Regions from separate parts of the Homo sapiens genome. Here all the other regions are linked to region 4. Evidence: chromatin contacts called from ENCODE Hi-C or POLR2A ChIA-PET data. All regions are on one chromosome and are shown on one strand. The core of a region is the stretch at or near the end of the contact, and the rest is flanking DNA. Distances in the headings are between cores, read along the strand shown.

Region 1 (2,953 bases), core at 1-2,500, 280 kb after region 4:
AAAACCTCACTTCAACACTCCCGTCGATGACTCCATCGACCTCAGGAAGCTCCAACCAATCAGCACTCCCCACTTCCTGAGCCCCTACCCGCCAAATTATCTTTCAAAACTCGGATCCCCTAATGCTCAGCGGAGACTGATTTGAGCAATAATAAAACTCTGGTCTCCTGCATAGCTGGCTCTGTGTGAAATACTCTTTCTCCACTGCAATTCCCCTGTCTTGATAAATCTGTCTAGGAAGACAGGCAAGGTGAACCCATTGGGTGGTTACACACTGACCAGCCGGATTTAGGGAGAGTTCTCACTAATCCACAGTTCTGATGCAGCCACCCCTGGGGGACCCTCCTGGTTACTGAATCTCCCACTGTCTCACAGAGTCTGGAAGTCACATCCCCAACAAGGGCCTTGGTTTCTCTCATTGAAAAAAGAAGGACCAGAAGCTGATGGGCCAGGAAACTCCCAGCTCTGAATTCCTTTTCCGATCTGCACAGTGGGGGACACGGGCACTTTCTAGCCCAGATCCAGAACTTCCAGAATCATAAACAATGGGCCCTGCAGAGACCTGGGCCGCAATTTTTCCTTCTTTGTATTGGGAGGATGTACTTTGTCCACCCCTAGCTCAAAACGCCCCCTTCCGCTGGAATGACATGCTATGTGACCCAAGGAGAAACACCACACCCCAGCACCAGGCCTGCTTTTCAGCCAGAAACCAAGAGGCCTAGGAGGCTGTGCTGCTAGCATCTTGCAAGCTCTGAAATTCCTAAAACTAAGTTTCACAACTCAGACTGGCCCCCTACTTCCCAGCACTCTAGTTTTCAATCAGGGAGGTCAGACTGGGCCCGAAGCGTAAGGGACCCCTTCCCTGCCCAAAAACTCTCTGCTGCATTTGGCGGATCCCCACCTTTTTTTTTTTTACTTCAGTTTCCCCACCTGCAAACTGGGAAAACTAACTAAGGCGAGGCCACTGTACTGTGGATACAAGTCCGTGCAACCCTAAATCCCAGACACGAACGTGATAGAGCCACCTGCAGTCTCCGGCCTCAGTTTCCCAGCCTCGTGCCGGGGGGCGGGACTCGAGGCTCGGACCTTACGTTCGCCCCGCGCCAACCAAGCCCACAGCGCCCGCCCGCAGGGATCCCAACGACTGCTGTTCCCGCCTCCCGGTGAGACCCCGCAGTTGCCCTGCCCTCACCATGGTGCCGGCGGGGACCGGGCTCGCCGGCCACTTCCGCCGCCGCCGCTGCACACGCTCCCGGCGGTCGTCGCCGCGCCGCGCGCCACTAAGCTGAAAGAAAGTGGCAGAGACGCAAGCCAGTCAGCACCGGGCTCGAAGGGCGGTCAACCAATCCACGCGGAGTAGGGCGGGGCCCGCTGGGCGAAAGGGCGGGGCGGGCCGTGTTCCCGCCGGAGGAACGAGGACGAGAGCCGTAAAGTGCCGCGGCTTGTAATGCAAAAGGAGGCGGAGCAACGCGCGCCGGCGCGGGGTGCATTGTGAGGAAATGCGTGCGCAGGTGAAACCTTCGTCGGTCTCCTGGGCTCCACGCTGTGGGCAAAGCCAGTTAATGCCTTTCGTTTGCAGTAGAGAGAGAGAAATCGAGGCTTCGTGGTGATTGGGCCGTGCCTGATGTTGCCCTTCCGACTCCTAGTTTTCTGATTCTGTAATTATCCAGGGAACATCATTTAATAGGTTGGAATCCTGACCACGACCCTCGGGGCCTCAGTTTGCTCCCTGTAAATAGTAGTGTCTGCTCCAAAACGTTGCTTACTGTAAGGATGAAATGAATGAAACCATGTAAAAGCACTTAAAACAGCGTCTGGCACATATTAAGTACTTATTACCTACTCTGTGCCTGTTTCTGCTCACAGAATGAACAAAACACAAAATTCGTGGCCCTCAGGGAGACAGACAGTAAACAAAGTAAATAGGCGAATGCTATTAGTTTTCTGGGGCCTGCTGTAACAAATGCCCACACACTGCGAGGTTTAAAACAACAGAACGTGATTTTCTCACAATTCAAGAGATCAGAATAATGAAGTGAGGTTGTCAGCACAGTTGGCTCCCTCTGGAGGCTCTGAGGACAATCTGTGTGTCCTATGCCTCTCTCCTGGGTTCTGGTGGCTGCTGGGAATCCTTGGAGTTCTTGGCTTGTAGATGCAGCCTTCCGCGTTCTGCCTTTGTCGTCACTTGGCCTTCTCTGTGTGTCTCTGAGTCTCAAATGTATCTCTCCTTTTTTTTTTCTTTTTTTTTTTTGTAGTAGAGACAGGGTCTCCCTATGTTGTCCAGGCTGGTCTCGAACTCCTGGGGTCAAGCAATCCTCCCTCCTCTGCCTCCCAAAGTGCTGGGATTACAGGCGTGAGCCACCGAGCCCGGCCGCTCCTTTTTCTTGTAAAGGACACTCCTTTCTCTTATTAAGTCCACCATAAATTTCAGGATAATGTCATCTCAAGATCCTTAATTACATCTGCGAAGACCCTGTTCTTTTTTTTTTGAGATGGAGTCTCATTCTATCACCCAGGCTGCAGTGCAGTGGTGCGATCTCAGCTCACTGCAACCCCTCCCTCCTGGGTTCAAGGGATTCTTCTGCCTCAGCCACCCGAGTGGCTAGGATTACAGGCACATGCCACAATGCCCAGCTAATTTTTGTATTTTTAGCAGAGACGGGGTTTTGCCATGTTGGCCAGGAGGTGGCCTCGAACTCCTGACCTCAGGTGATCCTTCCACCTTGGCCTCCCAAAGTGCTGGGATTACAGGCATGAGTCACCACGCCCAGCCTCGTTTTTAAATGACTGATGCTATTTATTGACATTATTCATAATATCAAAAGACTGAAAAAAACCCAATGCGACCAAATAATAGAGTAATACAGCTATAAAAAGGAATGAAGACAATCTTCATATACTGACATTGAATGGTGTCTGGATATCTTAAGTGAAAAAAACCAAGGTAGAGAAC
Region 2 (2,939 bases), core at 311-2,810, 260 kb after region 4:
TTTTTAATTTATTATTAGTAGTATCATTTTTTTGAGACAGACTCTCGTTCTGTCGCCCAGGCTGGAGTGCAGTGGCGCTATCTTGGCTCACTGCAACCTCTGCCTCCTGGGTTTAAGCAATTCTCCTGCCTCAGCCTCCTGAGTAGCTGGGATTACAGGCACCACGTGCCACCACACCTGGCTAATTTTTGTATTCTTAGTAGAAATAAGGTTTCACCTCGTTGGCCAGGCTGGTCTCAAACTCCTGGCCTCAGGTGATCCGCCTGCCTCGACCTCCCAAAGTGTTGGAATTACAGTTGCCGCTGTGAGCCACAGCACCCAGCCGGCCTCCTCTTGCTCTGTGGAAAGGAGGTGCCACCTCGGGGTCCTGCACTTCCTGGGCAAGGCCAGCTGGTCAGCCTAGGCCCTGGCAGCCTCCTCCTCCCTGCCCTGAGGCCCCAGCACTGCCCCCTTCCTGCTTCCACCCCTGCTTCTGACTGTTCCAGAACCCTCTGTGGCTGCTTCTCATGTCACTCAGGGCCCACATCCTCCCCATTTCCTGCCCTTCTGTTTGCTCCTGTGTCCCCTGGGCACAGGGCCTTTGCACGGGACTGTCCTCCTGACCCCTGCTGGTCCAGAATGTTCTTTCCCAAGGTGGCTGGCTCCCTCGTCTCTCAGGCCCTTCCTGAATCTTCAGTGTCCTTCTCTCACCTTCCCTGACCACCTCTTCATTCACCTCCTCACGAGCCCGCCCTGTTTCTGGTTTCTTTTTCTTTTTTTTGAGAGTCTCGATCTGTCGCCCAGGCTGGAGTGCAGTGGCGCGATCTCAGCTCACTGCAACCTCCGCCTCCCAGGTTCAAGCGATTCTCCTGCCTCAGCCTTCTGAGTAGCTGGGATTACAGGTTTGTGCCATCACGTCCGGCTAATTTTTGTATTTTTAATAGAGATGGGGTTTCACCATGATGGCCAGGTTTTGAACTCCTTATCTCAGGTGATCCGCCCACTTCGGCCTCCCAAAGTGCTGGGGTTACAGGCATGAGCCACTGCGCCTGGCCTGGTTTCTTCTTTTTACAGCATTTATGCATTTGATATGCATATGCTTGTGGCTGGCTCACTCCTGTGGAAGGGAAGGATTGCCGGGGCTGTGTCACCAGCACCTGGGACAAGGCAAGTGGCCCTAGTGCCAGGCTCGTGCCAGGCCCTGGGCTCCAAAAGAAGAAGGTGGGGAGGGAGGTGACAGGGACACAGGCCATCTGGGGGTGGCTGTCAGAGTAGTGCTGGGAACAGCAGGTGAAGCCCAGAGGAGGAGAGGAGGAGGAGAGAGAGGAGGGGGATGGGGGATGGGAGTGGGGGATGAGTGGAGGAGGATGGAGGAGGAGGGGAATGGGGAGGAAGATGGGGAGTGAGAGGAGGGGGATGGGGGAGGAGAAGGAGAAGGAGGAGGAGGAGGAGGAGAGAGGGATGGCTTCCCACAGCTGCCTCTCGGGGGCCACTGCCCAAGGCCAGCCTCTGCACTTTTGTCCCTGAAGCGGGTGTTTGGCTCCAGGATGAGGTGGCGTCAGCAGCCGACCCGGGCCTGTCGCACTCTGGCGGGGGACTGTGGGCTGGCCCTGCAGAGCTCAGCCCCCGGCTGAGTCACAGCACAGCGCCAGGCGTGGGCCTCCCTAACAGAAAGCAAACTCCAGGCGAGAAGGTCTGGGGGCGGGTGGGGACCATCTACGATAAAGGCAGCCCCAGTTGGGTGAGGAGGGCACAGACCATCGGAGGGACAGAAAGACCTGGAAGCCTTGGATTTAGGAACTAGACTGGTGCTTTTGGTTTCTTTTCTTGTTGAGGGGGCTGAGGATGAGGCTTTGTGAAACCAACCAGGAAGAATGAAACACAGAGCTGGTCCGACACCCAGCTCGAGGGAGGGGGGCCGGAAGCTTCTGGAAGTTGGCTGCCCCTAAGCAGGGGCCACTCTAGCCCACAAGGCCAAGTTGGCAGAGGCAGACGAGGGGACTCTGCGGCTCAAGTCACGGGCCAGGAGCCCGCAGCTGCCGGGCTGGAAAGGTCAGAGCCGGCTCTGCGTCTGGCTGCGCCGGCAAGAAGCCACAATTACGCAGGCAAAAGAGCCCGGGGATTAGCCCCAGCACCTGGGACCCTGAATGGTGAGAAGGCACCTAGGGGGTGTTGGAACACATTCTGAGTTCAGAGCCTGGTCAGGGAGAAAAAACCAAACGGAGATCAGGAAGGGGAAGGGGCCTTCGAGGGCTTTCCCATCCCAACTTCCCAGGATGCCTGACCCCAGAGCTCCTGGATTTGATCCACGCCTCGTGACACACACAACCCCTGGGAGGAAGGAGCCCAGGCCCCTTGGAGAGCCCCAGAGGCCTCTAAGGGCCGGTGAGTCTAGGACATGGGGCAGGAGCTGCAAATGGGGCCTCCCTGCTCCCCACCCTTCCTTCCCTCCTCCTCTAAACATTGCCCCACCCACCTCGCCCTGTGAGCCCAGCCCCCTGCACGGCCCACACTGTAGGGGCATGGGGTGTGCCAAGAGATGCTCCTGTCGACCAGGCGCAGTGGCTCATGCCTGTAATCCCAGCACTTTGGGAGGCCAAGGCGGGAGGATCACTTGAGATCAGGAGTTCAAGACCAGCCTCGCCAACATGGTGGAACTGTGTCTGTACTAAAAATACAAAAATTAGCCGTCTGTGTTGGTGCACACCTGTAATCCCAGCTACTCAGGAGGCTAAGGCAAGAGAATCGCTTGAACACACGAGGCAGAGGTTGCAGTGAGCCAAGATTGTGCCACTGCACTCCAGCCTGGGCAACAGAGCGAGACTCCGTCTCAAAAAAAAAAAAAAAATGCTCTTGTCCAACAGGCAGGTGGGTGCCGTGGGCCGGTGCATCCCAAGGCTTCCAGGCCCGGGCCCCCAACTGCTGCCCCTGCCTGTGTTGAGGGGGCGGGTTTGTGAGGT
Region 3 (2,762 bases), core at 233-2,732, 360 kb before region 4:
TGGAGGGGATGCTGACAGAGGCTGAGAAAGGCACCCACAGCTGGAGGGACTCATACAGGGAGAGGAAGGGAGAGGAGAGAGGAAGAAATGATGGGCATGAAAGCAAGAGAGGAGAGTCTGGACAGATGGAGAGAAATAGAGAGACACAAGGAGACAGCGAGAGTACCAGGCATAGAGGCACATGCCTGTAATCCCAGCTACTAGGAAGGCTAAGGCAGGAGGATCCCTTGAGCCCAGGAGTTCAAGACCAGCCTGGGCAATGTAGTAAGATCCCATGTCTAAAAATAATAATTTAAAAGGGAGAGAGGCTGGGCGTGGTAGCCCACATCTGTAATCCCAGCACTTTGAGGCCGAGGCAGGTGGATCACATGAGGTCAGGAGTTCGAGACCAGCCTGGGCAACATGGTAAAACCCCATCTCTATTAAAAATACAAAAATTAGCCGGGCATGATGGTGCACGCCTGTAGTCCCAGCTACTCGGGAGGCTGAGGCAGGAGAATCGCTTGAACCCAGGAGGCGGAGGTTGCAGTGAGCCAAGATCACGCCATTGCACTCCAGCCTGGGCGACAGAGCAAGACTCTGTCTCAAAAAATATATAATAATAATAATAATAATAAAAGAGAGAGGGGGAAAGATTTCCACTAGGGAGGGCAGGCAGGTGGAGGAGACACTGGGGAGAGGAGAGGCAGTTGGGGGAGAAAAGTAGGGATGCATATGGGGGTGGGAAAGTGACAGGCTCTGGGGGGTGATACAAGGGGCTCACTGGGGTCTAGACTGGGCTGGGCTCACTTGAAGCTCCTCCAACTGTGCCCTGTTTTATAAACCATGGATTTAGGCTCAGCGGGGAGCCCAGTAGCTCCTTGATCTGTTCTCTCTCTCTCTTTCCCAATCCCTGTCTCTCATCTCCCTCCTCCCCGTTCTATTTCTCTCCACTCTGGTCGTCTTCTTTTGGTCTCTGTTCTCTCCTTCTCTCTCTCACTGTCTCTGCCCTTCTTGTGCCCCTCCCTTGGTCAGTCCGGCTCCTCTTCCCTAAGCCTCAGCTCCTTCCTGCAGCCTCTCTTGGCTAGAGGGGAATGGTCTCCGTTGGGGTCCTCAGGCAGTGGGGGACCGGCTGGAGGGCTGTACCCTCTGATAGCTGAAGCCAGGCTCCTGCACTTAGCTCCCTGCCGAGGTCCAGGTTGAGGACATCCATGATTTTTCATCACTGGGGCTCCCAGTGGGAGAGGGGTCTCAGAGGGAAAAGGGGACAGGAAAGGGGGCCGAGAGTGGCGAGGGGGTTCTCAGGAGGGAAGGGTGTTCGCGGTGAGGGAGGGGATTCGGGAAGGGGGATGGGCGCAGAGGGGAGGGTGGTATCGGGGGAGAGGCTTGGAGGAGGAAGGGGGCTCAGAGAAGGAACCCAGTCTCTCTCCCTGTCTTCCCCGGTCAGTAAATGGTCCCTGAGTCACCGTCTTCGTCGTCACATCCCGCCACCTCCCCGCCTGCGCCGGGTTGCTGTATCAGGGTCAGCGGGGCGGAAGCGCCACCCTTCCCCAGCGGGCTTCGGGTCACACGCATGAGGCTATTTATAGCGTGGGCGCGCGGAGGGCGTGGGAGGCGCGCCGGCGGACAGGGGGGCGGGGATGAGGGGGGTGCCCACTGCTGTCCCCAGCGACGAGCGGGTGAAGACACCGCGTCATGCGGCCTCAAAGGTCTTTGGGGCCCCCAGAAGCGCTGACTGATGAATGTAGTGGCCGTACCCGGGGAGGCTGAGGCAGGAGTTCAGGCTGCGGGACACCCCTGCAGCCTGGCTTCGCGCCTCCGTTTCTGCATCTGGAAAATGGGGAGACGGAGTGGCTGATCTCCCTTCCCTCTCCTTTCTCCTCCTCTTCTTCCCTCCTCTTCCTCCCTCACCCCTTCTGCAGAATGATTATAGTGTCATTTATACTATTATTATTATTACTGATATCTTTACTGTTTTTATTATTTGGTTGTGTTCTAAAGGTGTCCCTGGCCTGGATTCTAGGATTTGAATACCCTGGATTCTTTTCTTTTTCTTTCTTTTCTCTTCTTCTTCTTCTTTTTTTTTCTTTTCTTTTCTTTTTTTTTTTTTTTTTTTTTTTGACAGGGTCTCTCTCTGTTGCCCAGGCTCCAGGCTGGAGGGCAGTGGTGTGATCATGGCTCACTGCAGCCTCGATCTCCCAGGTTCAAGCGATCCTCCCCACTCAGCCTCTCGAGTAGCTGAGACTGCAGGTGCGCATCACCATGCTTGGCTATTCCTTTTTTTTTTTTTTTTTTTTTGTAGAGATGGGGTCTTGCTATGTTGCTATGGCTGGCTTCAAGGCTCAAGCCATCCCCTCGGCCTCCCAAAGTGTTGGAATTACAGGCGTGAACCACATGGCTGACTGACCCTGGATTCTAATTAGGGGGGACTGCAGTCTTGGGGCACTGGCTCCCTGACCTGCCACGTGGGATGGGGTGGGGAGACAGGAGGTGGAGATCCAGCCGTCTAGGGCTTCTGAAAGCCCACCCGCCCCAGGATTAGCTTGGGGGAAGGGAGGAAGCATAGAGAATCCAGAAATAGATTATAGGAGATTTGATCGTTTTGTGTGTGATGTTGGTGGAGGGCATTTCAGCGGGAGATGGATGGGCTTTAGGATAAAAGACCTCAGCTGTGCTGGTTTCGCATCTGGGAGACACTAAATGAGGACCCTTATCCTCCGTTGACACAAATAGACCAGAGCCAGACTGAGCCTTCAGTGTAAAAAACACCAAGAACCTGGAGT
Region 4 (3,137 bases), core at 420-2,919:
CCCGGGAAGCGGAGATTGCAGTAAGCTGAGATCATGCCACTGCACTCCAGCCTGGGTGACAGAGTGAGACTCAGTCTCAAAACAAAACAAAAAGACAAGTTACAAATTAGGGGAAGATATGTGCAATATACTCAATGGATGGAGGAATACTGTCAAACATATATAAAGAATTCCTATAATGAACACCACAAAGAACACAGAGTAGGAATTCACGAAGGAGGAAGCACAAGTGGCAAAGAGATGATCAACATTTACTGAGGATCAGGAAGATGCAAATTAAAACACCAGGTAGATGCCATTTGATTGGCAAAAGCTACAAAATCCACCAATACCAAGTGATTCCCCAAGATGTATTCATGAGAAACTCACAAATGGCTGTGGGAGGGTGCATGCTGCTGACACTTGGGAAAAACCTCTGGAGTTTCCAAGTGTCTCTGAGTCCACAACCCACATGCTCCAGAAATCCGCAAAGAGAAATACCTTCCTGCTCCTGGCCAGAGTGCCGGAGGTAAGCACTACCCTCTCAGACCTGGAGGACCTGCAGGAGGACAGGTGAGTTTTTACTTGGGGTTGGAGAGGGGGCTGTGTAAGTTTCCTGGGGCTAATGTAACAAATTTGCACAACCTGGGGGGCTCCAGACAACAGAAATTTATTCTCTCCCAGTTTTGGAGAGAAGTCTGAAATCAAGATAATTGCCTGGGTTGATTCTTTCCAGTGGTTTGAGATGTTTAAATGAGCTAATACCTGGTACACACTAAACACTTAGTACCAGTGTACTGGGAGAATAATAAAATGCAGGAATACAGCAAAGCATAAAATAAGCATTGATTGTTGATTGGATGAGTGATTAAGACTAAGTGAAGGGCCAGGTGCTGTGGCTGATGCCTATAATCCCAGCACTTTTGGAGGCCGAGGAGAGCGGTTCAGCTGAGGTCAGGGGTTCGAGACCAGCCTGGCCAACATGGCAAAACCCCATCTCTACCAAAAATACAAAAATTAGCTGGGCGTAGTGGCGCATGCCTGTAATCCCAGCTACTCAGGAGGCTGAGGCAGGAGAATTGCTTGAACCCTGGGAGGCGGAGGTTGCAGTGAGCCGAGATCACGCCACTGCACTCCGGCCTGGGTGATGGAGTGAGATTGTTTCAAAAAAAATAAAATAAAATAAAAAATAAGTGGAGGCTGGGCGCAGTGGTTCATGTCTGTAATCCTGGCACTTTGGGAGGCTGAGGCAGGCAGATCACTTGAGGTAAGGAATTTGAGACCAGCCTGGGCAACATGGTGAAACCCTGTCTCTACTAAAAATACAAAAATTAGCCAAGCGTGGTGGCGTGTGCCTGTAGTCCTAGCTACTTTGGAGGCTGAGGCTGCAGTGAGTTTGAACCTGGGAGGCAGAGGTTGCAGTGAGCTGAGATCGCGCCACTGTACTCCAGCCTGAGCGACAGAGCAAGACTCTTCTCAAAAAAAAAAAAAAAAAAGACTAAGTGGAGATGAGGGTTCAGTGCACCCCCATCTCCTGGCCCTGCTGCCCATGAGCCAGACCCTGAGCTGACAGATTGGTGCCCATTTCCTCTTATGGATTGATACGGGGCTCTTACCTCTGGGTTTGCTCAGCCCAGCAGCAGGCAGTCAGAGCCAGAAGTTGTTTGCAAACCGAAACCGGTCTGCGGCTTGGGCCACCTACTTGTGAAACCAGCTGTCGCTGTTTTTCCTCCCTGTGAGAAAGTCCCCCAGTAAAGCTGCGCGGGGGAGGAGAAGGAGGGTGGAGGAGGGCCGAGTAGCTTCCTGGGAGACCTTGGGGTGTGGAGGCGCTGCTCTGGACTTTGGTTTGCCCATCTGCAACTGGGCACCATGGGGAAAGGGGATTGCAGGCTCCTGGCTGGGGAGTTTGGATTTGGGGATGCTGGACAAGTGACTTCACCTCTCTGAGCCTCAGTTTCCTTATCTGTGAACTAGTGAGAAACACATGGCCACCAGAGCTGCTGCAAAGGGGCATGTCCCTCTCTTCATTCAGGCCTTGGCCCCAAATGTCGCCTATTCCAGGAAGCCCTCCAGGACTGCCTGATCAGGAAACACCCTCCCTCTGCTGCATCTGGTCATGTATTCTACTTTATTCATCACACTTTTCAACACCTGATTCCACATTACAGATGCATCGCTTCAGGTGCATAATGTCCTCTGGGTCCCACCTTTGTCCCCAGACCATGAGTCCTACAAGGGCAAGATTGCTCTCAGTTGTCCCCGGCTGTGTCCCCAGACCACAGCCCAGGGCCTAAAGCACAGCAGGCATCTGGGGAAACATTTCTTTTTATCAGCATAAGATTATTATCTGTGAGCACACTCATTAAGCCCCGGCTGTGTACAGGAGCCAGCGACACCACCATGAATGAGATACAAATTCTTTTTTTTTTCTTTCTTTTTTTTTTTTTAGACGGAGTCTCATTCTGTTGCCCAAGCTGGAGTGCAGTGTGGCACAATCTCAGCTCACTGCAACCTCCACCTCCCAGGCTCAGGTGATTCTCCCGCCTCAGCCTCCCAAGTAGCTGGGATTGGTAGCTGGGACTACAGGCTCCCACCACCACACAGTTAATTTTTGTATTTTTCAGCAGAGATGAGATTTCACCATGTTGGCCAGGCTGGTCTTGAACTCCTGACCTCAAGTGATTCGCTCACCTCAGCCTCCCAAAGTGCTGGGATTATAGGCATGAGTCACCGCGCCTGGCAGAGATACAAATTCCTGATGGCAGAGGAGGGAGAGAGAGTGTGGGTGACGATGACAATTGAACTGAGACCCAAAGGAGGTAGGGGAGACATATGGGCGTCTCTGGGAAGATGGTCCCCGGGAAAGCACAGCCTTTAGACAGGCCCCGAGGCAGGAGCCTGTCTGACTCACCGGAGGAGCTTGGAGGAGGCTGAGGTGGCCTAAGTCGATTAAGCAGGGTGGGGAGGGAAGAGGCGATGGTGCCGTGAGACCAAGCAGGGCCTTGAGGTCTGGGGGGAGAACTTTGGCTTTTACTCTGAGGAAGGTGGGAGCCACAGAGGCTTCTAGACAGAAGAAGGACAAGCCGGACTCAGGATACCAGGGTGGGGGTATCTGTGGGGGATAAAGGGAGAAGCGAGGAGACCACAGAGGGGTGCCA

What was found. Hi-C counts contacts between places; a loop is a spot of excess contacts on that map. ChIA-PET counts read pairs that join two places held with the same protein, here RNA polymerase II (POLR2A). Pooled maps may share reads with other maps.
Region 1: a loop to region 4 is called in a pooled map, with 3 times the contacts of the local background. The contact joins the promoter of LSM4 here to the enhancer-like site in region 4. A Hi-C loop is called at or near these places in 2 of 50 pooled maps. POLR2A ChIA-PET finds 5 or more read pairs at or near these places in 5 of 52 experiments (H1, HEK293, PC-9 and 2 more).
Region 2: a loop to region 4 is called in a pooled map, with 3 times the contacts of the local background. The contact joins two enhancer-like sites. A Hi-C loop is called at or near these places in 2 of 50 pooled maps. POLR2A ChIA-PET finds 5 or more read pairs at or near these places in 3 of 52 experiments (B cell, activated B cell and naive thymus-derived CD4-positive, alpha-beta T cell).
Region 3: a pooled map shows a loop between it and region 4 (3-fold over the local background). The contact joins two enhancer-like sites. A Hi-C loop is called at or near these places in 2 of 50 pooled maps. POLR2A ChIA-PET finds 5 or more read pairs at or near these places in 2 of 52 experiments (WTC11 and activated T-cell).

Annotation. Positions count from the first base shown.
Region 1 is chr19:18,321,826-18,324,778 of GRCh38, forward strand. LSM4 (LSM4 homolog, U6 small nuclear RNA and mRNA degradation associated) reads right to left here and starts at 1,251. Exons shown (of 5, transcript NM_012321.5): 1 at 1,193-1,251. The coding sequence starts at 1,195. It overlaps LOC105372300 (a long non-coding RNA gene), which reads left to right. Exons shown (of 2, transcript XR_007067157.1): 2 at 1-172. RefSeq lists a silencer at 1,132-1,311 and enhancers at 1,372-1,591, 1,790-2,392.
Region 2 is chr19:18,303,096-18,306,034 of GRCh38, forward strand. No RefSeq gene overlaps it. Among named protein-coding and RNA genes, the nearest start is that of LSM4, 19 kb to the right of the region's middle. RefSeq lists enhancers at 1,604-1,983, 1,874-2,379. Within about 2 kb of position 1,561, at least 37 of the 41 ENCODE cell types and tissues checked have a DNase peak (open chromatin) inside an H3K27ac peak, as active enhancers do; they include B cell, where a contact is called at or near this core.
Region 3 is chr19:17,678,814-17,681,575 of GRCh38, forward strand. The region is part of intron 1 of UNC13A (unc-13 homolog A); the gene reads right to left. Among named protein-coding and RNA genes, the nearest start is that of UNC13A, 8.2 kb to the right of the region's middle. Within about 2 kb of position 1,483, at least 6 of the 41 ENCODE cell types and tissues checked have a DNase peak (open chromatin) inside an H3K27ac peak, as active enhancers do.
Region 4 is chr19:18,043,487-18,046,623 of GRCh38, forward strand. No RefSeq gene overlaps it. Among named protein-coding and RNA genes, the nearest start is that of ARRDC2, 37 kb to the left of the region's middle. Within about 2 kb of position 1,670, at least 35 of the 41 ENCODE cell types and tissues checked have a DNase peak (open chromatin) inside an H3K27ac peak, as active enhancers do; they include B cell and PC-9, where a contact is called at or near this core.